Linked DNA regions of Mus musculus: region 1 is linked to region 2. The links are chromatin loops, found by intact Hi-C in ENCODE. Cell type or tissue: left cerebral cortex. All regions are shown on one strand. Each heading gives the region's core, and the rest is flanking DNA. Links, peaks and the distances in the headings are about the cores only.

The links. Peaks named below come from ENCODE experiments on the same cell type or tissue, not always from the same donor. Only the 100,000 strongest peaks of a DNase experiment are listed, where the experiment ranks them.
Region 1: a loop joins it to region 2, with 6 times the contacts of the local background. A loop is called at or near these places in 30 of 42 quality-filtered maps.

The regions. Positions count from the first base shown.
Region 1 is chr7:110,280,368-110,295,531 of GRCm38, reverse strand. Gm32861 (a long non-coding RNA gene) reads left to right here and starts at 7,134. Exons shown (of 2, transcript XR_869865.3): 1 at 7,134-7,438; 2 at 8,435-10,030. It overlaps Swap70 (SWA-70 protein), which reads right to left. Exons shown (of 12, transcript NM_009302.3): 11 at 14,869-14,965; 12 at 12,026-14,301. The coding sequence ends at 14,195. In left cerebral cortex, for the core only: a CTCF peak has its summit at 8,506 (motif pointing left); DNase peaks (open chromatin) are centred at 6,727, 7,058 and 8,492; H3K27ac peaks cover 324 bases.
Region 2 is chr7:110,425,150-110,440,313 of GRCm38, reverse strand. Sbf2 (SET binding factor 2) reads left to right here. Exons shown (of 41, transcript NM_177324.2): 13 at 1,376-1,474; 14 at 11,922-12,126. It also overlaps the pseudogene Gm9064. Among named protein-coding and RNA genes, the nearest start is that of Gm32861, 140 kb to the right of the region's middle. In left cerebral cortex, for the core only: a CTCF peak has its summit at 7,837 (motif pointing right); a DNase peak (open chromatin) is centred at 7,840.

The DNA.
Region 1 (15,164 bases), core at 3,769-11,768, 140 kb after region 2:
CCCTGATGCCCTAAGTAAGTGCCATCTCTACCCTGTGGGCATGCTGTGGGCATGCTGTAGCCATTAGCCATTGCCTGGGAGTCTGCTAGGTGGCCTCCCTGAGGCCAGAGGCTACCGGTCCTTCCTTGTCAAGGGCCTGTGAACCAAGACACCAATGTCCTCTGTCAAGCCACCCCTGTCCCCACTGGAGTTCTCTCTGCTTCTCTCTAATCTCAGGGCCTGCTCCCCCTAGGTGGCCTTCAGTTCGTTCTTCTCAGGAGTCACCTCACACCTTGACTCAGACCTCTCTCTCCTGTTCACAGATGGGCTTTGGTCACATGACTTCAGATGCTATCTAAATGACAGAGTTGCAAACTTTATGTCCAGTTCAGACCTTTTCCAAACTCCACCCCACCCCACCCCACACTACACACACACACACACACACACACACACACACACATACACACACACACACATATACACACACACACATCCAACTACCTTCAATATCTCAACTGGTAGACACCCTAACTTGAAATGTGGGAGAGTAAACCCTGCCCACAAAGGAAGTGCCCTTTAGAAATGGAAACCCTCACCTTTCCTGTCACTGTGGCCAGTTTTAGGAGCACCATTTGTCTGAATCTGCCTCTTCTCATGCTGCCATCTCAACTGGCAGTAGATCAGAATGCACCCTAAGCCACGCCTCTCTCCCTGCCTCCAACAAAGCAAGCGCTAGCAAAGGGCCAGGGAGTAGGATCTACTGCTTCCCTGCATGCCACCCTCTCCTCTCTACCTTTGTCTGGAGCAAAGTCAGGAGTGAGGCATTGAGCAGGGTGAAGTGGAGTGACCTGGGGCTCTTCTGAGCTTGGGTCATGCGCATCCCTCTTCTAAGGCAGGCACTACGCGTGTACACCCCACCCGGAACAAATGTCTCCCCACTTTAACAACATCAAACTTGGACAGTTTTTATTCAGATGTCTTCCCAGGATAGCCTAGTCCAAGCGAAGGAGAGCTGCTCCCTCCAGGGTGCAAGCAGAGAGAGGCCAGACCATGTCCTAAATGAACCTTTAGAGAAAAGGTCCTATTTACTATCTCATGCCTATGTACAGTTGGAGATGCATATGATCGAAGTCAGAAGCACTGTGGGAAGGGACTTATGCAGTAGAAAAACGACATGGCCTGTCGACGACGATGACGACGACGAAGAAGACGACGACAAAGAAGATGATGACGAAGAAGACGAAGAAGAAGATGACGACGAAGAAGATGAAGACAAAGATGACGAAGACCAAGAAGATGAAGAAGGAGGAGGAGGAGGAGGAGGAGGAGGAGGAGGAAGAAGAAGAAGAAGAAGAAGAAGAAGAAGAAGAGGAAGAAGAGGAAGAAGAAGGAAGAAGAAGGAAGAAGAAGGAAGAAGAAGGAAGAAGAAGGAAGAAGAAGGAAGAAGAAGGAAGAAGAAGGAAGAAGAAGGAAGAAGAAGGAAGAAGAAGGAAGAAGAAGGAAGAAGAAGGAAGAAGAAGGAAGAAGAAGGAAGAAGAAGGAAGAAGAAGGAAGAAGAAGGAAGAAGAAGGAAGAAGAAGGAAGAAGAAGGAAGAAGAAGGAAGAAGAAGGAAGAAGGAAGAAGAAGAAGAAGAAGAAGAAGAAGGAAGAAGAAGAAGAAGAAGAAGAAGAAGAAGAAGAAGGAAGAAGAAGGAAGAAGAAGGAAGAAGAAGAAGGAAGAAGAAGAAGGAAGAAGAAGAAGGAAGAAGAAGAAGAAGGAAGAAGAAGAAGAAGGAAGAAGAAGAAGAAGGAAGAAGAAGAAGAAGGAAGAAGAAGAAGAAGGAAGAAGAAGAAGAAGGAAGAAGAAGGAAGAAGGAAGAAGAAGGAAGAAGAAGAAGAAGAAGAAGAGGAAGAGGAAGAGGAAGAGGAAGAGGAAGAAGAAGAAGAAGAAGAAGAAGAAGAAGAAGAAGAAGAAGAAGAAGAAGGAAGGAAGGAAGGAAAAAGGAAGAAGAAGAAAAACAACCACCCTCATTAAGCTTCTTAGTAGTCAAACAACTCCTTCCCTTGAACCCCCATAAAAGGAGCCCCAACAATATCTGGGGCCTAGAGCATCTTCACTCTCAGGGCAGCTATTCCCTGGCTGTCCTGTTCCATAGCTTCCCTTTGAAGGACATTTTCTTGCTATTTTTATAAAGCTGTGGGGGCCTTTATTTCAATTTCTTGAATAAGAAGCCAAAAACCTGGCAACACCTGACTCAGAGCCCACCAGCAGCAACGGGTATCCTTCCAACAGCTTCATGCTCTGTCTTGGCTTGCCCTGTGACCCCAGCTCCCACTCCACTAGCTGCACTGGCCTCCAGGCTCCATGTCCCCACCACAAAGTAACTACAGGTGCCACTCCCTCTTCCTAGAAAGTTCTTCTCCCAGGTGACTTCAGGGCTCATCCCTCCAGTTCTTCAGATCTCTGTTTAAACACGGGTTGTCAGAGACACCCTAAGCACCCACATCGACCCCACTCTCCAGTACCCTTGCTCACCTTTCTCCACAGCGTCGACCGTATCAGCTCACTGTCTGGCCCCTAGAAGAAGCCTGCTTCTTGTGGGATAGTGGGTGGGGCTCAGGCCTTTAATCCCAGTACACGGGAAGCAGAGGCAGGAGGATCCCTGAATTTTAGACCAGCCTGGTCTACAGATCAAATTCCAGGATTTGTTGTGCATTTATTAGAGTATAGAGTCTGGCATGGTAGAGCAGGGTGGTAATACCAGTACTTGCAAGAAGGGTTAAGAGTTCAAGGTTAACCTCAGCTACATGGCCAACCTCAGTTACATAACCAACTTGAGGCCAGCCTGGGCTACATAAAACCTTATCTGAAGAAAGTGGAAGTGATCCTTGTATAGGTACAGATACACAAACACTGGGTATAAAACCTCTGGGAGGGATGAGCAAGAGTGTCTGAGAAGGCGGCTGCTATGCCACAGAACACCTGGGCAGAAAAAAATGTCACTGAAGGGAAAAGAGAACACAGGGAAACCTGAGGGCTCAACGCTCCTGACTTCCCCTGTTTTCATCTCTACGAGGCATGCATGCTGTCGGCAGACTAGCCCACGTGTTTCCAGGTAGTCCCCTCTTTCCTTTCTGGTCTTTTGATGCCTTGCACTGGAAACAGTCTTGACTTAAACAGCTTCCTTCCACCTCTCTGCCTACCCATCTCTCCATCTGCTCATTAGTCCACCCATATGAGCCGGCCCACCACCCATCCATCTCTGTACCCTTCTGTCTTAGTTGGGGTTTCCATGACCAAAGCAACGTGGGGAGGAAAGAGTTTATTTGGCTTACACTTCCACATCACTGTTCATCATCAAAAGAAGTAAAACAGAAACTCAAAACAAGGCAGGAACCTGGAGGCAGGAGCTGATGCAGAGGCCATGGAGGGATGCTGCTTACTGGCTTGCTCCTTATGACTTGCTCAGCCTGCTTTCTTATAGAACTCAGGACCAGCAGCCAGGTGATGGCACTGCCCACAATAGGCTGGATCCTCCCACATCGATCACTAATTAAGAAAATGCCTTACAGGTTTGCATAAACCTGATCTTATGGAGGCATTTTCTCAATTGAGGTTCCCTCCTCTAAGATGACTCTAGTTTGTGTCTAGATGACATAAGCTAGCTAGCAAAACTGACCCCTTGTCAGCTTGACAGATACACATATCACTTTTCAATTAGAAAAGGGCCTCAGCTGGGCAGTGGTGGCACATGCCCTTAATCCCAGCACTCGGGAGGCAGAGGCAGGTTGAGTTCTGAGTTCAAGGCCAGCCTGGTCTACAAAGTGAGTTCTAGGACAGCCTGGTCTACAAAGTGAGTTCTAGGACAGCCAAGGGTACACAGAGAAACCCTGTCTCGAAAAACCAAAAAAAAACAAAAGAAGAAGAAGAAGGAGGAGGCCTCAATTGTCCCCAGGATAGCATGTTAACATTAGTATCTCAATATAAAACATAAATGACTTTAAAGTCACACACCATCTCTATAAATTCAAACCTCCTTAAAAGTCAGGCCAGGCGTGGTGGCGCATGCCTTTAGTCCCAGCACTTGGTAGGCAGAGGCAAGCGAATTTCTGAGTTCCAGGCCAGCCTGGTCTACAGAGTGAGTTCCAGGACAGCCAGGGCTACACAGAGAAACCCTGTCTTAAATAACCAGAAAGGAAAAAAAAAAAAAGTTTAAAAGTTTCTCAACTGTGGAGTCCTATAAAGCCAAAATAAGTTAGATACTTCCTTACTTCAAGAGGAAAGAACCAGGCCACACTCACAGTCTGGAAAAAGCAAAAGTAAATTCCAGCAGTGTAAATATCCCAGGGTCCAATCTCTGCAATCCACTCACGGTTTTCTGGGCTCCTCCTAAGAACTAGGCTAACTTCTCCGGCTCCGCCCTCTGCAGCGCGCTCTCCACGCTGCTGCTGTCCTCAGCGGTCATCCCACGGTACTGGCATCTCCAATGTGCCAGCATCTTCTGCTGCCATGGGGGTGCACTTTTACCAATAACCACTCCTGAACTCCACTCACACCTCAGCTCCTCTCCATGACCTCTTCATTGTTGGGGTTTCCACTGCTCTGAGGCTGCACCCTAACCTATGGCCTCCGCGGCCTCTCACTCTGTCAAGCCTTAGCGCCTCTCCATGACCCCTTGATGCCTTCGACACCAGAGCCACCTGGGAGACCAAAGTGAGCAGCCTTGGCCACTGCTGGAACAGCCTCTGTCTGCTGACTCTGAGGAAACACTTCCCAGAAGACTCCACCTCAGCAATGCTGGTGTCTTCTTAATCACCGCTAATTTCTCGGCTCCAGCTAACCACCATCAATTGTCCCGGCAAAGCAACGGTTTTACCTCTGGTTCTGGCCTCTTGCTAATCACAGCCTATTCTTTAAGCCCAGCTGACCAGAACCACAGGTTCCTATTTAAAAATATGCAATGGCCCCAAAATAAGGGATTCTCAATCTTCCCTCCGGAAGTTCATTCGCAAGCCAGGCCTCTATCACCCCCATTCCTCTCAACTCTTATCTTCTAAGCTCCCACCGAGCAGCAGCTCACTGAGCTTTGAACACTCGATGGCTTTTCAAACCCAAAGTTCCAAAGTCTTTCCACAATCTTCCTAAAAATAACATAGTCAGTCTATCACAGCAGTACTCTGAAATCCTGGTACCAATTTCTGCCCAAGTTAGGATCACTGTTGCTGTGATGAGACCCCATGCCATAGCCCACAGTCTCATAGCACAGTCCCTTGTGGAAGGCAGGCAGGTAGAAACAGAACTGTAACCTGGAGGCAGGAGCTGATGCAGAGGCCGTGGAGGGCGCTGCTTACTGACTTGTTCCCCATGGCTTACTCAGCCTGCTTTCTTAGAGAACTCAGGACCCAGGGATGGCACCACCCACAATGGGCTGGGCCCTCTCATCAATGTTAATTAAGACAATGCCTCACAGGCTTGCCTACAGCCTGTTCTTATGGAGTTATTTTCCTCTCTCTCTGATGACTAGCTAGTGTCAAGTTGACCTAAAACTAGCCAGCACATTGTCCATGTGACAGCCTTTCGAAACACCCAGGTAGGGTGGACCCAGGAAAGATGGTTTGAGCACCGGGGGAGGCATCCAACCTGCTGCTCACCGGGAGAAGCCACAGGGAGCCTTTCCAACAGAAAAGGGCTGAGTCAGATCTTTATTTTAGAAAAATGCCTGACAGCTGTGAGCAGGGCAGGGCAGAAAGGACAGGTCTAAAGGCAGGATGTCAACTCCAGTAATACTACAACTGCTGAGCTGAATTGGGGGGGGGGGTGCCAAGGAAAGAGGATCCTACCGAGTCCCAGTGGGTACATCTTCAAAACATGCCACACCTAAGGCTCAGGGAAGAGAAAGATTGTAGGAGTCAGAGGACCAGAGATGGCTGTGAGACCCTGCCTCCTAGTCATTTCAGATGCTACTACACCCATGAAGTCTCACCAACATGGCAGCCTGAACATAAGCTGAAAGCAGACATCAACTATAGACATGCCAAAGTGGACAGGGAGCCCACGAGGCCCCAACCCTCCATAAAGAACTACAGGCAACTAAGGACTGCTCAAAGTCTTTCCCAAGGAAAAGCACACCAGCTGATTATCAAATGTCAAGTGGTCAGGCCTGAAAACATACAAACAAGTACCATTATCTACACTGAGCAGGTTATAGTTAGGAAAACATATGTGTACACACACATGCGCACACATATACATGCATATGTATGTAACAACAATTAATGGGGGAAAAAAGGAAGCCATGAATTTGAAAGAGAGCAAGGGGGTTGTTAGGGAGTGTTTGCAGAGAGGAAGGAGAAGGGGAAAATGATGTAATTACATTACAATCTCAAAAAATAAAAGAAATAATAAAAAAAGAAAAGATTCCAGAAACAAAGGAGTGGCCTGGGAGCAAGCCCAGGCCAGAGGGCTGTCCCTGCCAGATGAAGGACAGCCCGGCAGGGGGTCTGCGTTATGCAATCAGCAGGCAGGCCCCTGCCTTCCCCAAGAAGTGCCAGCCCAGAAGCTCTCCGCACCCATCTGTACCACCCCTGTGCCACAGTTCCAGGTGCCAAGCGGTGGCACTGACGGCTCCAGCCCCACAGTTCAAGCCTGGCTATGGGAAGCTGGGCCTCTGTTCATTTTCTCCAAGTCCACAGAGGCTGGGCCCTGGGCCCAGTGAAGTCACTGCCTGAGAAGCATCCCTGGCTCCCCGCCCACCCATGGAGGCTATATTTGGAGCAAGACAACTCCCTGCAGACACAGAGCATTGGACCCACCCTGAGGAGCTGCCCTGACCAATTTTACCAAGCAGGGAGGGGGGTGTCACCCATCTCTTCGTTTGTCTGTCCATTCATTCTGCTCGTATGTTCATTCAACAAGTATTTCTGACACACACACACACACACACCCCAGTACGAAGAAGCCGTGCTTTAGGCATACATTCTTATGTAGGCATGTGAGTATTTGCTTTTAAACAGGGATGGCAGGACAGACTCTCAGTGCCCTCCCTCAGAGCTGGCTGGCACCAGTGACTCACAGTCAGGTGCACCCTGTCTCTATGTACCTGTGTACACATGCGAGCCAGCACGCGCTCCCCAAGGAGTGACAGTGACTCAGCTGCACAAGGCATCTGGGTACCTGTGTGGATGTGTCTGTGGGCACAGCCCTGAGTCCAGGCTCTTGTTCCCTGAGGGTTGTGACTCAACTGCACATGGTGACCCAGGAGCCCACAGGCCAGCTGTGTCTTTTCAGCTTCCACCAACCTGACAAGCCAAATAGACAGTGTTGGGTGCAAATATTCTCTCACAGACCGTGCCTGGAAGACTGTGAGGCCAGGTGACCTTGGAAGGCCACAAAGCAGTAGCAGTTCCTATCCAACAGCGGTGGCCATGGAGCCAAGGCCCCTCAACCTCTTTGCTGATGCTTCCTGGAACCTCAGAGGTAACACCCCCTGACTCCATCAACACACGGAAACACCAGCCTCAGGAGTCACACACTAGGACCCAGGCCCAGGCATTAGAGTTGTGTTCTTCAAGCTGGCGGCACAGCCAATGTTCCTGCTATATCCCCCAAGTCTCTCTGTGGCAGCCTTGACAATCAACCAGCTTTTAGCAAGCTGAGACAGAGGCCGGGTGCTGACCCCTGGGGTTCCCCACAGGCAGCTGCCCCATCTTCACCTCTATGCTCCATCTGTCCCTGGCTGTCTCTGTCCTTATCTGTCCCCAGTCTATCTTTGTCTCTTCTCCCCGTCAGGCTGTCTACCACAGAGGCCTCACTAGAGCCGAGGTGCTGACAGAGAGGGGGTGTGGGGTGGACACTCAGTGTCCCTTTTTCTGCCTTATCAAGAAAACTGAAGTCATTGCTCAGGGGGCTCAAGCTGGAATTTCGCCCTAGATGACCTTCCTGGGTCTGGGGCCTCCACAGAGACAGCCCGGGTCAGAGAGTCAGGAAACAGGCCCCTTCTCTGTGGCTGCTGATCCTCCACCCTCCACCCTCCCCCATCCCCAAGGCGCCTCCAGCCAAAACTCCAAGCTTGCTGGCTTGCTCCCAGAAGGCATTGTAAAGGATGGTCAGACAGAAAGCTGTGGTGACCACACTGGACCAAGGATGCAATTCAGGGTCCCCTCAGCTCCCAAGGGAAAGTGCCAGGAGCCTCAGAGACAGAGAGACCATAGAACTCCCACCCCATGCCTTAGGCCTGCCTGCATTGTGGGAGTGGTGGGGGCCCTCTGGCACAGAGGACCCCTCATTTGGGCTTTCTGGTCCCCAGAGCCTGTGACTCCTTGGGGTGACTGACTACCTACCTTCCTGAGCCCAATTTTTCACATCTGTAAAATAGGTAAATCACGTGAACACTATGGGTTGGGGAGATTCGGTAAAATTAGGTGGGGTCTGGCTCCCGGCAGTGCTCAGAGTTTGGATTGTCCCCACTGACAGGATCCTGGTCAGCAGAACACAGGCATCGCAGTCTTAACCCGCGGACATGGTGCACGGCTGCCACCTGGCGGCCGCCTGGCCAGAAACACACAGATCCAACAGGCCTCCCTTCGGAATCCTTGCTGACTGTCCCAGGTGAGCTCACACCTGCTTTCCCATTTCCCACACTGGGTATCACACCACCTTGTGATAGAAAAAAATCTACAGAGTTGTTTGTTAGGAGAAAGAATTCAAACGAGCCTGTCTATCAAGAGTCCGGGAAGTCCCCTCAAAGGCATGTGGGGTGTTTTCCACTTAGTATCGGCTTTCCTGAAGATTCCTGGGAGAAATGGAGACTAGATGCCACTCAGAGCAGCAGGAGCTGGTCAACCCTGAAGAATCTGTGACCATGGCATAAACCTTCAGTAGCCACCCAAGAAGTCACAAGGTGCAGGAGCAGAGATGTGGATCCTGGGGACCTGCTGGGGTATAGCAGTCCTGGCCCCTTGAGATCCCCTCGACCACCGCTTGCTTAGAGGTAAAGAGCTAGGCTATGAGCTGACAGGAACTAGGTATTTCTGGGCCCCATTCTGGGGCTGTTTGGTTCATTCCTCCTTGGACGCCTCAGAAGTTGCACACCTGCCTCTAAGCATCTCGGATATTCCCCCAACTCTCCAGAAGCCTCGCATGAGCAACTTAATACAGACACCTGCCAGACGATCAGCAGAAATCCCCACCACATGGCCTGGCCTAGCTCAAAAGGAAAGTCCCTCACCATGTGACTTCCCCAACGGCATTGTGGGGTGTGGGGAGTGTCCCCACCAGCCTTTAAGGGGCAGATGGCCATCTTGTGCTCCAGGGGTGACACGCTGGGGACATCATCTGTGCAGTGCCATTCTGAGGGCAGACAGCCTAGTCTAACCCTTTCAGTTGACTCAGTGACTGTCTCCAGCAGCCCCAGGCAATCCCCTTCGAGCCTTGGGGGTTGGGGGTTCAGCTTGGTTGCAGGTGGGTTTTGACCTAACTGCAGAAAAGAACTTTGCCCACTAGTTGTTCCAGCACACTGTGATGAGTGGACAGCCATCTGAGAACGTCACCTTTCAATTCAGTGCAGCTGGGCCAGCAATCTTCTCCACGGAGTGCTGTCCTCAACCTTGTCCAGAGAAGCTTCTCTGCAGTGAGCAGCAGTAATGCAGAGCAATGCAGCAGTAATGCAGAGACTCCTAACTGGTCAGAGTGCTGACAGCAAGTGACTGTGGAGTGATCAGCCCCAACTGGAGCATCTGTATCAAGCCCATCCGGTGGCCCAGGGAACATCAAGGCAGAACAAGTGCAGGAGTTGGGGATGGGGAGGTGTGTTATGGAGCGCTGCGTTCTTGACCAGACACAGCCACTGTGCTCAGGGAGTCACGGCAGCCCATAACCAAGCCAGTAAGATCAGTCTTCATTCCGAAAGGCAGCACTGACTGGACTCAGTTACAAAAATGAAAGGAAAAAAAAAGTGGAGGAGGGGCATGCAGGGGCAGGGTGCAGGACAGGGGGTGGGGATGGGTATAATTGAGATACATTACAAACATATGAGATTGTAAAGAATAAATAAAAGTCTATAAAAGTAAACTTCACGTAAGGCAACTTACTGAGTTTAGTGTTTAAGCAGAAAGACACTCTTAAAGATCACATTCAGGGAAGGGACACACCTGCCTCCACAGTGGCTCTGCACAGACCCGGGGGCTCTGTAAGCAGGTTCAGGGCTTGAGGAAGACATGAGCTGCTGCACCCTCTTTGCTGGTCCACATGAAGCTGTCCTTGAGGAGGCTTTCTGTGGGCACAGTGTGTGTGTGCGCGCGCGCTGGAAGAAGTGGTTCTTATAGTGAAAAAGCAGGTCCCCCCAGAGGATGCACAGAAGGCTGGTTCAACACACCACGGTAATCTGCAGGAGGTGTTTCTCAGAAAGGGAGCACTGTCCTAATGCAGGAAACATCAGTTGTCAAAAACTCCTGGGTCAGCCCTGGAGTAAAGCTCAGAGCTAGGTATGTGTGGAAGGGGAGATGTAGCCATCCTGTCTCAGAGTCACAACTGAGCCTAGATCTATGTGACTGATGCCCGGACTCCTTCCCAGGTAAGTACTCTGATGCAAGCAGGGGTGGGAAGCACAGAACGCTGGAAAAAGCCCTTTCCTGCCATCACCAGCTTCCAGCTCAGAACCAGGGCTGCAGGCCTTGGGCCTCCGAGATGAAGTCTTTTCCCTAGTTCACATTCTCTGTAATCACTCATTGTATCCTTGTTTTCATAACCAGGAGTGTGCTGGCTGTAGTGGGTGCCTCGAACCAGCCTCGCTTGGAGAGTGCTGTCCATTCCTGTTAAGTCTTGCTGGCCCTTCTGAGGCTTCCAAGTCACCGGTCTTAGGTAGTGGGTATGTTTGTGGTGGACACTCAATTCCAATCCTGGAATGCTCTCCCCTGATATGAAACCCCTGCTCTGGCAGCCTAGGACAGCCTCACTCCCATTGGACAGACTTTGAGGGTGACATGGAGGTGGCAGCTGGTCTGAACCCCCAGTCTGTGATGGACCCTGTCCCTGGGGTGCTCCTGGCTAAAGAGCAGAGAGGAAACTCAGGAAGTGAGTCTCCCAGATACCACCTTCAGAAACCCAGGTTAGGCTACTGGTTGTGTTTGGGGGAGAACTGGGGTGAAGTGGGGAGGTGGGATCTGGACAGAGCTCTCCTTTGCTTACTCTAACAATCTCTCTGGCCCTCGCAACTGCCATACAGGAGGCAGACATAGAGAAAGGCCCACATTCCTGTGGGTGTATGGCCCTGACAGACTGTTTCTGCTCTAGTAGAAAATGGACAGGGAGGTTGAGTCTAGACTAGGGTTGGAATTTAGTGTCCGCCACAAATGTGCCCACTACCCAAGACCAATGACTTAGAAACCTCAGAAGGGTCAATGAGGCTTAACAGGAATTAACAGCAACTGCCCCCGAGCAGGGGTGATGCAAGGCACCCACCACAGCCAGCACACTCCTTCCAGTTATGAAAACCACAAATGTTTCCAGATACTGCCAAGTGTCCCCTCAGGAACAAGTGTCTGTACTTGAGAGCACTGCACTAGAGAAAGAAGGATGGTTTGACAAACACCTTTCTCTCCCTGCTCTCCTTCATGAGGGAAGACCAGCTTGCCAATACATAGTCAAGCTAGAACAAGGGACCGCTTCATCCACAGTACGAAGTTTTAATCTTGGTGACCATGTAAAACCAAATAGAAAACCACAAGGTTTATTCTAGTCAAAGACATAAAAATAAATAAATAAATTGAGAGAACAGAGACAAGAAGAAAAGACTTCAGAGGTAACAGCAACGATAGAGGTAGGTTCCTGAGCTGACCAAGGCTTCCCACAGCTGTGACTCACACCAAACATGAGGTCACAGCTAACTTCTTGAGGTCTTAACTCCCAAACCCAGTGTTTTCAGGAGTATCCCTAAACCACATCCACATGACTGTATGAAAATGAAGATTAGCAAAAGCACACATGCAGGCAGGCACGCACACACAAGTGCACACACACATACACACACACACTTTACTCCATTTTATTAATGTAACCAGTTTAAAATGTATGAAATTCTGGTATGTTTAATTTTGTTATTGAGTCCACTTTACTAAAAAAATAGAAACCAAAAATCCCATAGAAAACATTTTAATACCTTAGAAAAATTAGCAAAAAAACAAAACAAAAAAAAAACAAGAAGTAGAGCATATTACATTGTATGTGTAGATAAAAATGTTTTAAAATTATAAATATTTTGTTCATTCTCAATATAGTAGATCCCAAAACATTTTCAAATGCTTTTCATTCATAATTCCTGCAAATAATCTCATCTCTCGTTGGAGGAAAGGGCTGATTACAGTGAACACACAGACAGACACTCCCAACGTTTCCTGTAGTTATTACAGAGATGAGGCACGGTCTATAGACACTTAGCTGAAACCACCTTGAGTATCAGGAGAGACCCACAAGTATCAGCGCATTGGCCTAAAGGGGAGTCACACAGTTCACATCTGTGCGGTCTTCTCATCCACTGTCTACAAAGGACTTTCACTTCCCAGCCACAGTGCTACTGAAGCCGGTGAGGCAAGCAGAAACAAACACTACAGACTGCAGACGCCTTCTGCACAGCCCATACAAAGGGAGCATGCAGTATTCAGGCTTGAGACCAGACAAGGAGGGCCGTGGCAGCTGCGGGCCATGCCTCTGGCTGTGCTGTAAGACAGTCCAGGTTTAAGGAGGGAGGTTCTGTCAGCCCGGCCCGGGCGATCCCTTTACCCCAGTCTCCCCTGGACCCCCAGGCCCTTGCTTCCGTCCAGACATTTCACACCGGCCAGTACCTTCTTGGAGTTTCTTTTTCTTTTCTCTCCAAGGACACTGAGGTCTCTAGGAGACATCATCAAGACACAGGGGAGACCCTGGTCCCCTTGGTCTGATTCCCGGCTGCACTGACAAGGAAACATGGTGAGTGAATGGCCAGGTCCAAACCTACACCCAAGTTATCCACTAAGAAGGTTCGTGACACAGTGATACTTTGCACACAAATCTAAACTGTATGAAGGCAACTATAAACATTAAATAAAATTACTTTTATTAAGCAGCCCAAAATCTTAAGAAAAATTGGTAAGACTTCCATTGGCAAATGTTTTCCAGTCATAAAAGGCAGAGATTAATGGAACTCTATCCAGTCCTTATGTAGATGCCAGGACTGCTGGGATCTATCTGTAGACTTGCACATGTCTGGAATGGCCTCCTTCCTGCTCTGAGGCAAGGCTGGACCAGGCCCGTGGGGGTCCCTGCTCTCTACTGAGTCCCACCTCTTCTGTGCCACATGGGTCACCTTCCTGTTTATAATGTAAAGCTTCTTGGCTGTGCATGGAGTTACTGCTGGTTACAGATTCCAACTAGTGTGGTAAGGCTTACTTTCCAACCACTCATCTCCGTCTCAGACCAGATTAGGGCTGAAATCATTCCTCAAACAAGAAGCATACAAACCACAATCTGTGTCATCCTCGGAGGGAAAAGCAGAGAGACATAGTTCTAGTGAAAGCCACAAGGCTGGCCATCATCCTGTGACACTTTACATCTTACCAGTCCACATTCTGTCAGCTTCCACTGTGCCCATGTAACCCCCCAAACTATCCAATCACCATTGATTTCAACAGACTAGCAGCTGGGGACAGAACACCCAAAGAACTAAGTTGAGCCGCTGGGCCAGGATAAGTCTTGCTTTGAGGTGAGGAGAAAGAAAATGCAAACGAAGCATGCCATGTGTGTGGTGGTCAGGGAGGGAAGTATCTTAGCTGAAGCTGGGAAGAGTCACCAACCAGATTCCATCCACAAGGGCAGTGACTAGTGACTTGTCCATCAGAGCACCAACAGCGGAGGCTTGCCATGACACCTGACTCAAAGAGGCCAACAGACCAGGCAATCGGCCAAGGGAATGCGCTGCCGGAGGGGAGGAGACAGCTGACCTCCCATCCAAGGCGGGGCTGAGACCAGGGGCTGCAAGGGCTGCAGAAGACAACAGTGAGGTGGCTCCAGCCACACCTGTGCCTATGTTCTCGCCAGGAGAGCTGAGACATCTCTAGAAGGTAAACATGGCGTCCTCAGCACAGGACCCTGCTGGAGCCCTGAGGGGAGACTTAGAAGCAGCAAAGCCAATGTTCTTGTCCCAGGTATGAAGCTCTTGACTCCTCACTGATGTGACTGACTGGGTGACCGCTGGGACGGCCGTCACTCTGTGGTCTTCTTCTCTTTCCAGCTCTTCTCTCTCTCCTCGAGCTCTGCCTGGGTGAACGCTGCGGGTCCCCAGTTGGTGATCAGATGAGGGTTCTTGGAACCTAAGCGACAAGCGTGCTTTCAATGCAGGAAGGCTGGCTCTCTCCGCACCTGTCATCGCATCAGGGGGACAACACTCCTACTTCTCTGAGGAATACCCAAAAAGGTCCGCCAGCCAAAAGAGCAGCAACTATGCACGCAGGGAGGTTACCCAGGAGCACTTACTAAGGAGGACAAGCTTAAGAGAATCCACAGGAGCATCATGGCTTCAGCGGGCTCTCTGCTCCCATCTCCCTGTAGGAACCCTGGGATTGCAAATGTACATTCCCCCATCCAGGCATTGGTAAGGGTTCCAAGGACTTGAACTTAAGTCGTCAGGCCTACATAGTGCCTTAACCCTTGAGCCATCTCAAGGATGAGCTCACACTTCAGACCCCAAGTGCTAGCAGTACAGGTAGCTGCTCCTATGCCCAGTTTTATGTGGTGCTATGTATAGAAGCAAGAGCTTTGTGCCCCTAAGAAAGTTACTGTTGTTTGTTCACATAAATTAAACTGCATAAATGCAACAGAAAATAAGTTAAAATAGATAATTATACATATATATATATATATATATATATAAATATTACCTGGTTCTATCAATCGTATTAATCCCTCATGATGGGCCACTTTGTCCTTCCAGCTCTTGGTCATATGTGTTGCCATCTCTAGCTTCTTTTTAACTCCCTAGGACAAAAGTGGCAGATTAAGATCTAAGTAGCGTGGACTGGCACCTACTGTACACCCGTGGACTCCCTCATTAAATGACCAGGGTCACTGTAAGGAGGAAGAGCTATCGTTATCTACTGCACACTAGCAAAAACTCAGGCTCAGAGAGCTAAGCATCTGCCCAAGGTGGAGGAAGCAGGGTGGAGGCCAAGCCTTG
Region 2 (15,164 bases), core at 3,963-11,962:
TGTATTGGACCCAATAGATTTAAAGTTTCTGGTGTCCACCCAAAAAAGTCACTCCTGGAACCTAAAGGAAGGCTTTGTTACCTTTTACCACTGATGGCTTATCCTATAGGAAGAAAGGCCTTTTTTTTCAGAGATGGATCTTTTATTCTTTGTAAAGATAGTTAGTTACTCACAGGTAAGGAAAGGGAAGCAGAGCTTCTGTTCTGAAGATGAAGACTAAATGCATCACTTAGTAACCAGCACATACAGGTGTGCGGCACACTACCCTGGCTCGTACAGTTCTTCATAGTCACTTCCCTAAATAATAGTGGTACTGGCCTTTGATCATACTAACATCAACCATTATGTTCCCAATTAAGTTCTCGCTGGTTGATGGCTTATATAGTTAAACTAAGATGCTTGCTAAAGACCTTTGCTAACTCATCTGCTGGTCTCTAAAACTTTATTAATAGCAACGATATTTGATGTGCATCTTTGTTTTCTACCCACATTTTCCTTGCTAACCTCTGGCAAGAAAGTTGGGTTGATTGCTTTCAGCATGAGACTTAATTATTTTTCTTCTCTCTTTGTCTACTTACATGAGAACATATTTTTATAGGAAAATAACATTTGCTACTTGGAAAAATCTGTTTCCTGTATCACATGGGTTCTACAGAGCTTTAATAGGCAGATCCTACTGTGCCCTGTCTTAGGCTTACACGGTCATCAAATAGATACCTTAGGAATGAAAGGCAAATCTGCCTTTCTTGGTATGACAGTCTTCTGAATACTGGCCCAGAGCGGGAAACCCATAGTTCTGCCACCTTTGATTCATCCGTTGGTTTCTAGAAGGAAGAAACTCTTTTCCTTCCCTTTTCACCTGTTTACTTTCCTACACTTCTTTTCATGCCTGTCCTCTTTAGGAAGTATACACTCCCACACGATTGCCTTAGCAAATTACTTAATAGAGAGTCAGACTCCATATGTATCACTTGAGAACTAAATGGAGTCTAAAGGTCATTGTGCTCTTCCGCCTTGATTTAGAGGTGAAGAATATGAACCCAGGTCATACCGTCCATAGAGTCCAGGCAGCACAACATGAATTGTTTGTTCATATTTCTAAGTTAAGGAAACATCTAGAGACTTTCACACCTTCTGAAATTTCCAAGTAAATTATCATGAGTGAGGCCTGAAGGCCTCTGCACTACATAGATAATTGTTCCCCAAGAGTTACTTAGTAGGGGCCACCTGGAATCCATGGATAGAGGTGAAACCCTATCCTACTTTGAAATAACATAGTTTATATGGCTCTTACTTTGCATTTTGTATGAAAATGCCAGTTTTTAAATTCAGCATATTTAGGTACTGATTATTGCCATCTGATTCTTTTTCCAAGTTGGTAGCTTTTGAAGTAGAAAGAATTAAAGTTGAAGAAAAGAATCCACTGAAGATGATAAAGCACATCAGAGAACTTGCTGAGCAGCTATTCAAAAACGTAAGTGTCATTAGTCTATTTAAAAGGATTAATGAAGCATTTCATTTTCAGAACTGAGACGCTCCAGGATTCTAGCAGTAATACCTATGCTCTCGATAATCAGTCCCAAGATGTCACACTTGCTTCTGTGTGTCAGAATCAGTCACTATATCATGAAAATGTCTTGGCCACATTTTTTCTCCATGAATCTTTTGTCCTCATCGTGAGTTTTCTTCTGGGTGTCATGTTTAATAGAGAAAGTTTAAATACAGTGGTAATCAGAAGTACTTAGCACGGAGGGTGTGCTCTGCTTCAGCAGAGTTCATCTGAGCTCTTCATGCCTGTCGTCTAAGCTCTGTTGTTTTGAATTAATGAGGTAATGAACTAAGCTGGAAGAAGGAAAGAAAACCGGCAAGTGAACCACAGAAGCTCAAAAGATGAAAATGCACTCTGGACAGAAGAAGTGTTGTAATTTAAAGATCAGGATGAAATGAACTAACCACCTGAATTCTTAGGCTGGCAGGGAGGCTACATGCTTAAGGAATAGTGGTTCTGTGCTAAGTGAGTGCTGGCCACTCCTTCTTGAGACGGTTGTGGTTCCTCTGTTAAACATAAATCAAGTGGGGAATGTGGCACCTCTGAAGAAAAACAGAGGGAAGTTGTTTTAAGGAATTAGAGTGAAGAAGAACTTGATATTAGTGCCCTGGCCCCAATGGGTATTGTTTAATCTAGCTCTTTGACAAGGCCAATGACCTAACAGTGAGACATTAGTCACTGCTTTGTCACATTCATTTGAAATCTGAGGACCAGTAAGTTAAAAGCAGAAATACTAAATACCTTATTACATATTACTGAATTATTTTCTTTGCTTGTATGTAAATGCATTTGTGCATGTGTTGAGGACTAAACCCAGAGCCTTGTGCATGCTCTGTATCCACTATACTTCCAAGGTGTTCCCCGTATTCCACTCAGTTATGCTCAAGTTCTACATTTGTGGTTGGACCTTCCTTTGAGAGAGAGAATTCTTTTAGAAAGATTCATATTAAAACAAATGGTCTCTCTTTACTGAACTGTCCCCATATAAGTTAGGCAACATAATTGAATATTCTTGGTTTATTTTTGTAATTACTAATGACTTTTATTATCAAATTTGACAGTATGTTTTGCCTAATAACAAAAGAACAGAAATTAACACAGGAAGAAATTAGGCACAGCATGCTTGGTCCTGGCAAAACACAATTTTCAATTTTAATTATTCAACACAGTAATACTTCACTAGACTGTCCTTTATAATTAGTTCCTTTCCTAAGAAGCAATATGTCATAGTCTTAAACGTATCTCATTTTTAAGTCATAATTGATTTGTCAAAAGTTTAAATAAACGGCATAGCATAAACCACTTAGCATACATTATCTGTCATCCTGTAGCAGCCACTTAAGGAGACTCAGAATACCCATTTCCCGAGGTTATAGTGGACTCTGAATCATGCAGCTATTAAATGAAAGAACCCAGAGTTTAAATTTATGAACTCTCTTATGTCGAATTCCTTAATGTACTCGATCATATTGATTCCATTTAGTCCAAGAAAAGTAATAATCAACCAGACAGTGACGGTGACATCTTTAGTCCCAGCACCCAGGAGGCAGAGGCCCCAGACGATCTGCAAAGTGAGTCCAGGACAGCCAGAAAAATTCTGTCTCCAAAAAGCAACAACAAAAAAAGTAGCAATGTTTCTATTACACTTTGGGACTATGTTTTAACAGACTTCCTCACTTGGCCGTGACCCTGTGCTTGACAATGTCCCTGTGCTATAAGAGATGGCTGGTGTTAAGTGAATGAGGAAATTGAAGATTAAGAAGTAGTTTATTCTCTAGGTAGAAATGGTTTATTGATGCATTTCAAAGATATACAGAATGCCAGGTAGGTATCAATCAAACAAGTCCAATAGGACTGATAACTTTAAAAAAAAATAGCTGTTTACTTCTTTGATCTTTTTTTCAAGACTCTATCAGGACAAATGTTAAGCTCGTAAGATGAGCGAGGTTAGGATTCTGATAATCAGTTCGTCTCTGCTGTGTGAGGGTCAACTGTCTACAAGGATTTCGCCAAGATACTTTCACGCAAAAACAAAATAAATAGTTGCTTCTTACTGTCTCATAACTTAAATGTTATGATACATACTTTATACTTACCAGTTTATAAAGAAAAGAACAATAAAATTAATAGCTAGTAATTATACATACATAAAAGTGAATGTAAATCAAAACTGTCAGTTTTTAAAGTGATCATAATGAAACATTGCATTTATTATGTAAAATAAAAATTTCCTTCTTTGTTAAGACTTTTCAAAATGCACTTTACATTTCATGAGTCTTTATTAGGCTTTTTTAAAAAATCTAATTCAATTCCATTTAATTTAATTGAATCCCCTCATCCATTGTGTATTTATGAAGTATTTACTAATGATGAGCATATTTTAGGCACATGATTCTCCTAATATCTTCCAGAAAAGATACACAAACATGATGATTGAAAATCTGAGAATATCATGATTTATTGTCACCATTCCTTCTAGTTGTAATATTCTGAAGTTTGTGACAACCCCAACATTTCTAATGTATAAATTTTTTTAGTAAATTAAAGAAAAAAATGAGACCATGTGATAAAGTCACTTTTTTGGGTCATGAAGGAAATTGAAAATATAAAGAGGAATCCTGTCAATGTGTGGAAAGTAATCCATATTTTTTTAATTAGGTATTTTCCTCGTTTATATTTCAAATGCTATCCCAAAAGTCCCCCATACCCACCCCCCCAATGCCCTACCCACCCACTTCCCCTTTTTGGCCCTGGTATTCCCCTGTACTGGGGCATATAAAGTTTGCAAGTCCAAAGGGCCTCTCTTTCCAGTGATGGCCGACTAGGCCATCTTTTGATACATATGCAGCTAGAGACAAGAGCTCCGGGGTATTGGTTAGTTCATATTGTTGTTCCACATATAGGGTCTCAGTTCCCTTTAGCTCCTTGGGTACTTTCTCTAGCTCCTCCATTGGGGGCCGTGTGACCCATCCAATAGCTGACTGTGAGCATCCACTTCTGTGTTTGCTAGGCCCCGGCATAGTCTCACAAGAGACAGCTATATCTGGGTCCTTACAGCAAAATCTTGCTAGCGTATGCAATGGTGTCAGCGTTTGGAAGCTGATTATGGGATGGATCCCTGGATATGGCAATCACTAGATGGTCCATCCTTTTGTCACAGCTCCAAATTTTGTCTCTGTAACTCCTTTCATGGGTGTTTTGTTCCCATTTCTAGGAAGGGGCAAAGTGTCCACACTTTGGTCGTCGTTCTTCTTGAGTTTCATGCGTTTAGCAAATTGTATCTTATATCTTGTGTATCCTAAGTTTCTGGGCTAATATCCACTTATCAGTGAGTACATATTGTGCGAGTTCTTTTGTGATTGGGTTACCTCACTCAGGATGATGCCCTCTATATTTTTATTTTTACATGAAAGAAAGTTTCACTACTATGTCAAAGTCACACTTCTGAAATTCCCCTGTGGTAAGCAGGAATCAACCATATAATTTTAGTTTGATTATTCTTGTTTTAGAATTGAAAAATGGTGATTCTATTCAAATGTTTGTAAATACTCGGCTACATTTAAGTGTGGTATATGTCTAGCCTGTCTTCACATCCCAGTTCAGGATTTCAAAGAGATGTTCACTTTCCAGTTTCTTCACATCGCTCCTATAATTTGCCCTTTAGTGAGGTTTCAGGAATGGGGGTTCTATGAATTGAACTAGATTTAGCTGCTTTTCTTGATTCCTGGAACTTCTTAAATACCTAAGAAAATTATTGGTGACTTCAGAACCTTGGAAATGTAGAATAGAGGAGAAAACAAAGCTATTGAGATGACTCACACAAGCTCTGGCAGGGTTTTTGCCACAGAGATCATGTGTACACTTCTACACAACTTCTCCTGTGTGCCCAGCTGGTACTACTGGAGGCTGCCCTCTGCCTTTCAGTATTTGCATGAGCGTGTTTTCCTACGTAGGCACCCTGTCCTAAGGCATTGTGATTGCAGACCTCATACAAGACCTTATACAAGACCTCATAATTAAATGCCAGTATAATCAAGATAAGAATTTTAGGAAATTTCATTTTGAAGAACTAGAAAACCAGTTAAAGTAAGACCCTTTAACTCAAAGCATAAACTCCTCTCTCTGATTTGCTTATTCGTGATAAGTCAATTTTTGCAGTTGGCTTTACATGGAGCAGAATCTTGAGTGCACCCATCTACAGATTTTGACAAGTGCATGATGCCCCCAGCATCATATTAAGTGCCTATGGCATTCTTACCACCCAGGGAGCTCTTTAATGCCTAGTGGAGTCACATCTTTCTACCACCTCAAACCCTTGGTGACCAGTGATCTGTTTTCTATCTCTATAGCTTTGTCTTTCCACAGTTCACTTGTTTTGAATTTGCCTTCATTCTCTTAATATAGTTTATTTCAGGTTCATCCATGGTCACATAGAGATGGAGATGGCACCTCTCACTAGTGAGCAGCATCCCACTTGCATAGATTGCCTAAGTTTTATTTCTCTGACTTGCTGAATAACAGTTTTGGCAATAATGAATATCCTAGACATTTATACAGGCACTTACATGAATGCAAACTTTATTTCTCTTAGATAAATCCTTAGGACTCAGATACCAGGGTATATGGTAGCACAACATTTAACATTATTAAAACCTGCTGATTGTTTTCTTATGTGTCTGTATTATTTTGTATTCCCACCTGTAGTGTATGAGAGTTCCATTTGCTGTCTGTCTGAAACAACACTCAGGATCTTAACTTATTTTTTGCTTCTTTGTTTTTCTTGCACTCGTTCTCAAAAGTGTGCAGTACTTTTGTAAAATAGTCTTTGTGACTATTTTAATTTCAGCAGGCAAGTGAATGTATATAATGTTATATAACCATTATATGCAAATGCTGCCTTAATATAATTAGGTAATAGTAGAGACTCTTTCTCTGGAGTCATTAAAGTATTGATTCTCCAAACACTAAACCTTCCCTACTCTACTTAGAGACACTATCATATTGGGCAATATCAAAAAACACTTTTCGTTATCACAGCTAGACTGTGATGTTTCCAAATATTTCACAGTGCGTGAAAACACCCACATCTGCCCTAAACAAGGAAGTGTCAAGTTTAAAATGCTAGTAGTATCAAAATGAATAAGCACATCCAATGAAAAGTGACACAGTTCAGCACATCCAATGAAAAGTGACACAGTTCAGCACATCCAATGAAAAGTGACACAGTTCAGCACATCCAATGAAAAGTGACACAGTTCAGCACATTAGCTGGGAAAAGCCTCCACACAAATGCGTTAATGTTAGGAGACCATGATGCATCTCAGTGGCCACTAAAAGGTTAATAAAGTTAGAAAATTGAAACTGTCGCATTCCATCAGTGTCATCTACTGTCAGGCAGCTCAAGAGTGATTTACATAAGTGATAATAATGTCTTCAACTACATTTGGGGAGATTTGTGTTATTCTTCAGAGTACTAGGTATGAGTGGTGGATATTGAAACAATTTTAAATATCCCAACTAATCTAGAATATTTAGTAACCTCTAACAAAGAATATTTATTGTTTCATTGTTATTGTTAGTGTGGCTATGGCCTACTTTAGATTTCCAGTAAGTCTGAAGATTTTTGTTTTCCTTTATTTGACATGTGTGTTTGACATGTGTGTCTGACCTTCTCTTCTATAAATCCTGAGCATACCCTCATTTAGTCTGACAAAGAAAGAAAAAAATTGATGTTTCCTGACCACATGGTATATAAGTTGGTAATTTTTTTAAATCTGAGAAAAGCAGTGAGCCTCTCCGTGTGTGAGTTACAGCAGGATTACAGAGACCACCCCTGGAAAAGCAGCATCAAACCTTAAAATTTACTCCCAGTGAAAGGACTGAACTTAGCCAGACTTTCTTAGCTGTTCATTCTGGTGGACTTGCACAAAATTGTTTCTGTGTCACTGTGTTCAGTTGTCTGAGTCTTTGGTTATTACTTTATATTTAAATTTACATTTCTCTGAACTCAAGTAAAAATGTGTTTGTTGGCTTGGACTGTTAGAAAGTAACAGATTTCCTTGTTTTAGACATAAAACTGGATTACAATTTTTAATGAAATCAGGACCCTAAGGAACCAGTCGAAACCAGTGATAGTGAGAAGTCAGAGTAGATATGTCTAAGACCCTCGTGAATGCAGCAAGTCCTAGCTTGAGCTTCCTTTCCTTGCTGCTTGTTTCACACAAGTTCTACTGGCATGCGGCAGTTTCAGGTGAAACATACAGTCTTCTACACTTAACGTGCTGCCCATTAGAGGGCAGTAGTGCACAGACACAGCAGCTAGGAAACCAAATAGTAGATTTGCATCAGATAAGCACAGTGTGTCATAAATTAGCAAATCTATCTAAGGTCTACATTTTACTGTAGAATGTTTCTGCCACTACAGGTAGGCTCACCTTTGAACTTTTAACATGGGGTTTTCAAATGCTTATTATATAGATTTGGTTTACAGGTTTTCTGATTTGTTTATAAGAACACTGTTAATGCGCAATATCTTTTAAGAAGTGATGTATGTGTAAATGTGTTGCTTCTTTTACTACAAGTGCAATTGCTATTACTAACATATACATTGTCTGTATTGCAATGTTAGAAAGGAAAGGAGTGCATTTCATTTTAAGCGTATGGTATCATACAAAAAACATGTAATAGAGAACTTTTTAAAATAGATGTTATTTAGAGTTTTAGAAAATAGCCTTAGATTGATCCTGGCATGCGTATAGTGGTGATCGCAATCACAAGACGTCTGTGATAAGTTCTGTATTATCTATCGTCAGTACATATGAGGATGAGCGAGTCATCCTGTCCCAGATCACACCTACTGATGAAATGCTCAGGCTTGGATGTGAGCACCAAGCATGCTGAAACCAGAGAACATAAACTCAAGTACTTCAATGTACTCACTGGATCACCTAAATGTGCTGCTGAATTGTAATGCTACCTAGTTTTATCATGTTTTCATGTCTAATCTTGTTTCTGGGATGCCTATTCAGCTTGTCCATTTAATCCTTGTCCGTTTAGTCATAGGCTATAGAAGGTTGCATACATCTGAAACCTTGACGCAGCCGTTTTCTCTCCGTTAGTCTGTATAGTACTAGAAAAAAATACCTGAAACAATTAACTTACAAGGATGAAAGATTAATGTCGACTCTATGGTTCAGAGACTTTAAGGAAAAGCTGCTGAACCCTGATATCTTGGACTTGGTGACATGGCTCATTATGATGAGTGTGCATATTAGAAGAGGCTGTTCACCTCAATGTGGCTAAGAAACAGAGACAGGAAGGGGCCAATATCCCCATTCAGGGCACATACTTTGCAGTACAACTTCTTTCCACTGGGCCCTAACTCCTAAGGATTTTAGCATTCCCAATAGCACCAATGGCTGATGACGAAACCTAGCATATGGCTCACTGGGGGCCATGTAAGATCCAAGCTGCTATGTTCTTCTGGGCTCCCTTGACTTGTTATGGGTCTTTGTTTCACTGTAAGGATAAGCATGCCACATTACAGGTTTTGACTAGAAGTACTGCATGTAACCTTTATTTTCCTAAATGACCTTAGTCATTGCTAGAACAGCAGGTAATAGAGATGCTAAGAAGTTTCTACTTTAAATTTTTTTATGTTTTAGTTGTTAAAATGAGGAGGCCCTATATGGCCCAGTGGATAAAGCCATGTGAACCTGACATCCTGAGTTCAGATCCCCAGAGTTCATGTAATAACAAGACCCAGTAGTGTCCATGTCCATAATTTATTTCCGTGTACTCAGTGGAGAGGTGGAATGTAGAGATGGGAGAAATGCCAGAAGCTTGCAAGCAAGCTAGCCTAACCTACACAGTAGAGAACAAAAGAGCTTGTCTCAAACAAGATAGAAAGTGAGGACCAACACCCCAAGCTTTCCTCAGACCTTCACACACACTTGACACACATATGAACATATACATGTATACATATATAAAAAAATCCTAAAACCTTGTCATGGTGACTATTTACTTCATTTGAAATAAAGTACAAAGAAGGGTTTTTTAAATTGCTACAAAAATCAGTCTAAATAGAAATAATATTCTTTAGAGGATTTGAGATTCAAGGTCCATATGAATTATCTCTCCACTCTGGAAAAAGTATATCCACTGTATTTTAGAAAATTGATAATTAACATTTTGAGAATGTGGATAGAAGTCATACCTAATGATGAAAGCATCTTAAAGAAGTGAGTCCCAGGGACCACAGATGCTGATGTCTGTGTTCATTCCAGGCATAAACATAAGCTGATTATTTATCTTAGGTTAGTTATTTGTCTAGCATCTCATATGGAGCAGTGTATGAACCAAAATCTAGTGTTTTGACACTTCAAACAGTCTCATTTCCATTGTGTCCTGAGAAATGCTAACTGTATCCTCTGCCCTAATCCACCTTTTTTTTTTTTTCTGGATCTGAGCCATATAACCAGAAAAAATTTTGGGGGACAGTTCTAATAGATGGTGACAGTTGACCATTTTTAACTGACAAGAGCATGTTATAGGATACAAATGAGTTTAGTCTACACCATGAATAGCATAGGTTCAGTGGAAATAAGGAATTTTCTGGTGGCAGAAGGATAATAAATGCTAGAAGTGGTCTAAGAACAGTTGTAAAGCAGCCTTCCCTAGAGAACTTTATAGAATACATGAATTCCACTCTGCTCAGGATTTGAAATAGAATCCTCCTTAAACTGATGCTAGATAAAGTTTCACACAGGCCCTAAGAGTATTTAAAAATATTAGCTGATGGGGTTAGGGTATAGCTCAGCGGAAGCATATAGAAAGCCCTGCGTTCAATCTCCTACCCCAGAAACTTTCAATTAACTAAATTATTAGTTTGATGTATGTCAAACATATCATACTTGATAGATGCAGTGGAAAGTAGTTTAGTGCCTTCTGCATGCCTATCTTTTTCCTGCAATAGGTATAAGACAAATAAAACAAAAACAGCAAAAACACAAAATAAAACACTAACTTTTTAAAATGGGGCTGGAGAGATGGCCCAGAGGTTTAATTTTCAGTATCCACATCAGACAACTCATTAACACCTAGAACTGCAGTTCCAGAATAGTCAGTACCCTCCTCTGGCCTCCTCCAGCAGCTCTATACAAGTGTGTGTATGCACACAGACACACACATGCATAGTTATGAAGAAAAATAAAATGTTTAAGTTTTTTAATTTAAAAATACCTTTTAAACCAAGCAAAACATCCGCTTTTGTGGTGCTTCATTTTAGAGAGACGAGGCTGGACAATAGATAAATCATAGTTTGTAGAAAGGTTTCACATATTAAAGAGAAAAAATATAAAGAAAATAAAGATGTATCGAGGGAGACAGTATAATTTTGGTAAAGTGTCCATAAAAGATGTATATAAGAACTGCAACTCCAGAGGAAGCAGAGAAACATTTCAGACCAAGGGAACAGCTGTGTGTCAAGGTCTTAAGGCAGCAACAGGAGAGCCTGTGAGCTTCAAATCGAATGGATGTAAATTATAGTTGAATAGAAATGCTACATCTTGCAGTCTCATTAATAACTTTGGGTTTTACTCTGGTGAAGGGGCTACTTGAATGAACAAGGTTGTGTGGTGATTTGTCATATTTTAATGAGATCACTGACTTTACTGTTGAGAGATGGAAAAGGGCAGAGTCAGGGAGACCAGTTGTACTGAATAGTCTGAAAGCTGTTAGCTTGAACTAAAAGGAGATGTAGGCAGATTATAAATCTACTCTGACAGTGAAATCCACAAGGTTGATAGAAAAATGGATAATTGTATGTTAGAAAGAGGGATTAGAGATGACCAAAATACGTATTCAGTGATCTAGACTGAGAAAATAGATTTCTAAATAGATGACATTGTTATTTTAAATCTTAGTGGAAATACTTTGTTGTACATAGTTAAATAGAGGACTACAGAATTGAAGAGAACATTCAGATTGAGAGCATTGAATCATTGATGTCTTTATGATAAAGAGCTAACAAACTGGAAGTAATCTCTAAAGGAGTCATGTGTCAGTAGAATAGAGGCCCAAGGATCAAGCATTGGGGTATTTGCATAATTAAAAGGTGAGAAGATGCAACCAGATCTAAAACCAAAGCAAGGTACCTATCTGTTCACAGAAGAAGACAACCAACTGTCTGAGATACTGCTGGAAGAGCTTGGAGAAAGAACCTGGTATTCTGTATACTTTGGCATGTATATGAATGTACACACCTGTTTGATTTTAGTGTGTCCCTCTGTGCTCTTGTATTCTTCCTATTTTAACAAAGTTATGTTAAATATGTTAACTTGGATAATTTTTCTTCTGTGTGATGTTACAGGAGAATCCAAACCCTCATATGGCATTCCAGAAAGTTCCACGTCCAACAGAAGGATCCCACTTGAGAGTTCATATTCTTCCTTTTCCAAAGATTAATGAAGCCCGGGTTCAAGAACTAATACAGGAAAATCTTGCTAAGAACCAGAATGCACCTCCTGCTACACGAATAGAAAAGAAATGTGTAGTGCCAGCAGGTCCACCCGTTGGTATGTACGTGCATGTGTGCATGCATCCATGTGTGCATGTGTGTGTGTACTTGTGTGTGTATATGTGTGTGTGTGCGTGTGTGTGTACACACACGCACACACACACATTGCTCGTTTTAAAAATGAATCTTTTATGAGACAGGAAGCGACATATTCCTATAATCCCAAAACTTGGGAGGCTAAGGCAGGAAGATTGACGCAAGCTTTAGGCCAGACTGAGCTACCTAGGGAATACAACACCCACCTAGAATATCTCTTTCAAAATAAGATTCTATCTAAAAACAAACTGTGTGTCCTAATGAAATACAAGACATATCAATGCAAAGCATATAATTTTATAAAATGATCAAGCTCATAAACTAGAATCAGAGTATTATCAACAGAAACTACTCCATCCACCCTTCCTCCATAAAACATGATAAACTGTCAAATCTGTTTCTTTCTTAAAACAATTTATTGAGCTTAAAGTAGTTTTTTTGTACTTCACATACTGAAATTCCTACGAATATACAGTGCAGCAACTTTGCAGTAACTTACAGTTTACTCTATCATCACGGTTTAGTTGAAGAACATTTTCTTAAGCCATTGTTCTTTTGTACCCGTCCTCAATGATTTCCTTCTTCCTTCTAGAACTACCTTCTCTCTAGGTTGGAGAGTAATCTCCTTCCTGGTTTTATGGGTTTGCCTATTGTGGACATTTGTATAAATGCAGTTATGTACCATGTGTGCCTCCATGACAGGCCTGTTAATCTAGAATAATGTTTTCAAAGTTTTTATGGTAGCATATGTAACTATGCCATTGGTTTTTGTGAACGAATAATATTCAACAATAAGGGAAATGCATGTATATTTGACCTTTTTAAAAATATTCATGAGGAGATGGACATTTGAGTTGGTTTTGCTTCAGGAGTTTTATTAATAATGTTGCTATGAACATTGATATGCAACTTTTGTGTAAATATACTTTTACTTCTCTTGAGTACATTCCTAAGAATACTCTGTTTTAAGGAGCTGGCGCTCTTTTCCATAGAAGGTGCCCTACATTACACTCTACTAGCAATGTCACACGAGGGTGTGACACCTCCCAGCACCAGAGTACTAAGCAGCTCTTTGTTGCCTTGTCTGCATCTTCTGTTAATGTCTATAATGCTGGCTACTGTGGCATACACCCTTAGCCTCAGCAGCCAGGGAACGGAGACTGGTAATTTTCTGAGTTTGAGGCCAGCCTGGTCTACATAGAAAGTTTTAGGGCATCTAGGGCTACATCATGAGTTCTTTCTTCAAATAAATAAAGTGTCTTTGTCCACTTTTAATTTGAGCTATTTATTATTGAATTACTAGAATTTTCAATAGTTTTTAGGTGATTCCCTTACCAGATATCTGATTTGTAAATTCAGTCTCCTCTTTTTTCGGACTGTCTTTCTTCCTTTCTTTAAATTAAAATTTTCTTTATTTTTTACTCCCAGTGCCACTATCACAGTTTACTGGGCAATATGCTTGATTGTAATGAAAAGAAAAGGCTACAATAGACAAAAGTCCTCAGGAATGTGCATCTAATTGACACTATATTGCATCAATCAATAGCTGCACTTTTTTCAAACTGTGGCCATGACAGTCTTTTATGCTGTGTTTTAAAACCTTCTGCTACCATATCCACCACTTCTACCACCAGATCCATAGCCACTACCATTGATACTGCCTCAAGACTTCCATCAAAACTGCCCCTCTTAATGGGTCCATAATTTGATTGCTTTACCCACTGTAATTTCCAAAGTCATTATAGTTCCCACCAGCATCTCCTTTATTGTAACCATCATATACTCCTCTACCGCCACCAAATCCACCAACTTGGTTTTCATGACCCGGTCTACCACCTCCATAACCTCCTCTACTACTGTAACGAGGAACACCACCGTAGTTGCCACCATCACCTCCAAATCTATTATATCTACCATCACAACCTCCATAACTACCTCTGCTGCCACCACCTCCACCACCATAGCCGCCTATTCCACCAGAGTTTCCTCCACAACCCACGAAGTTGTCAGATCTACCTCTATAATGTCTCTGTGACTCAGCCAACTGCATCTCTTGTTTAGAAAGGGCCTTTTTATCAGCCTCCAAATGTTGACACCATTGCATAAACTAGCAAGATTTTGCTGAAAGGACCCTGATATAGCTGTCTCTTGTGAGACTATGCGGGGCCTAGCAAACACAGAAGTGGATGCTCACAGTCAGCTATTGGATGGATCACAGGGCCCCCAATGGAGGAGCTGGAGGAAGTACCCAGGGAGCTGGGGGGATCTGCAACCCTCTAGGTGGAACAACAATATGAACTAACCAGTACCCACCCCAAGAGCTCATGTCTCTATCTGCATATGTATCAGAAGATGGCCTAGTCGGCCATCAGTGGAAAGAGAGGCCCATTGGTCATGCAGACCTTATATTCCTCAGTACAGAGGAACGCCAGGGCCAAGAGGTGGGGGGTGGGGAGTGGGTGTGGGAGGGTGTGGGAACTTTTGGGATAGCATTGGAAATGTAAATGAAATAAATACCTAATTTAAAAAAAAAAAGAAAAGAAAAGAAGAAAGGGCCTTTTTCACTTCATAGTTCTGCCCTTAAATAGTGTGATGTTTCTGAACAACAATTTTATCTATCATATCATAGTCATCAAAAGTTAAAAAAGCAAATCCTCTTTTTCCTACTCTGCCTGTCTTCCATAACCTCTATAGTTTCAATCTTGCCACACGTTTCAAAGAAGAAAGATTCTTCTTTGAAATTTTGTTCTGTATCTATTAACCAGCATTTTTTTCTTCACTGTTAAATGGATACTCAGCTTTACAGAATCCTCTCTAGAAACAGCTCTCTGGTTCTCCCACATCCCCATCAACCTTATGTGTGGCTGAGCACACATTGCACCATCCACCTCTTCAGCACAAAAGTAGGTCATAAAACCAAAGCCCTTAGAATGTTTTGTTTGGGGACACTCATTACTGCAAACTTTAGTGAGTGTGCCTCATTCCTCAAAATGTTCTCTT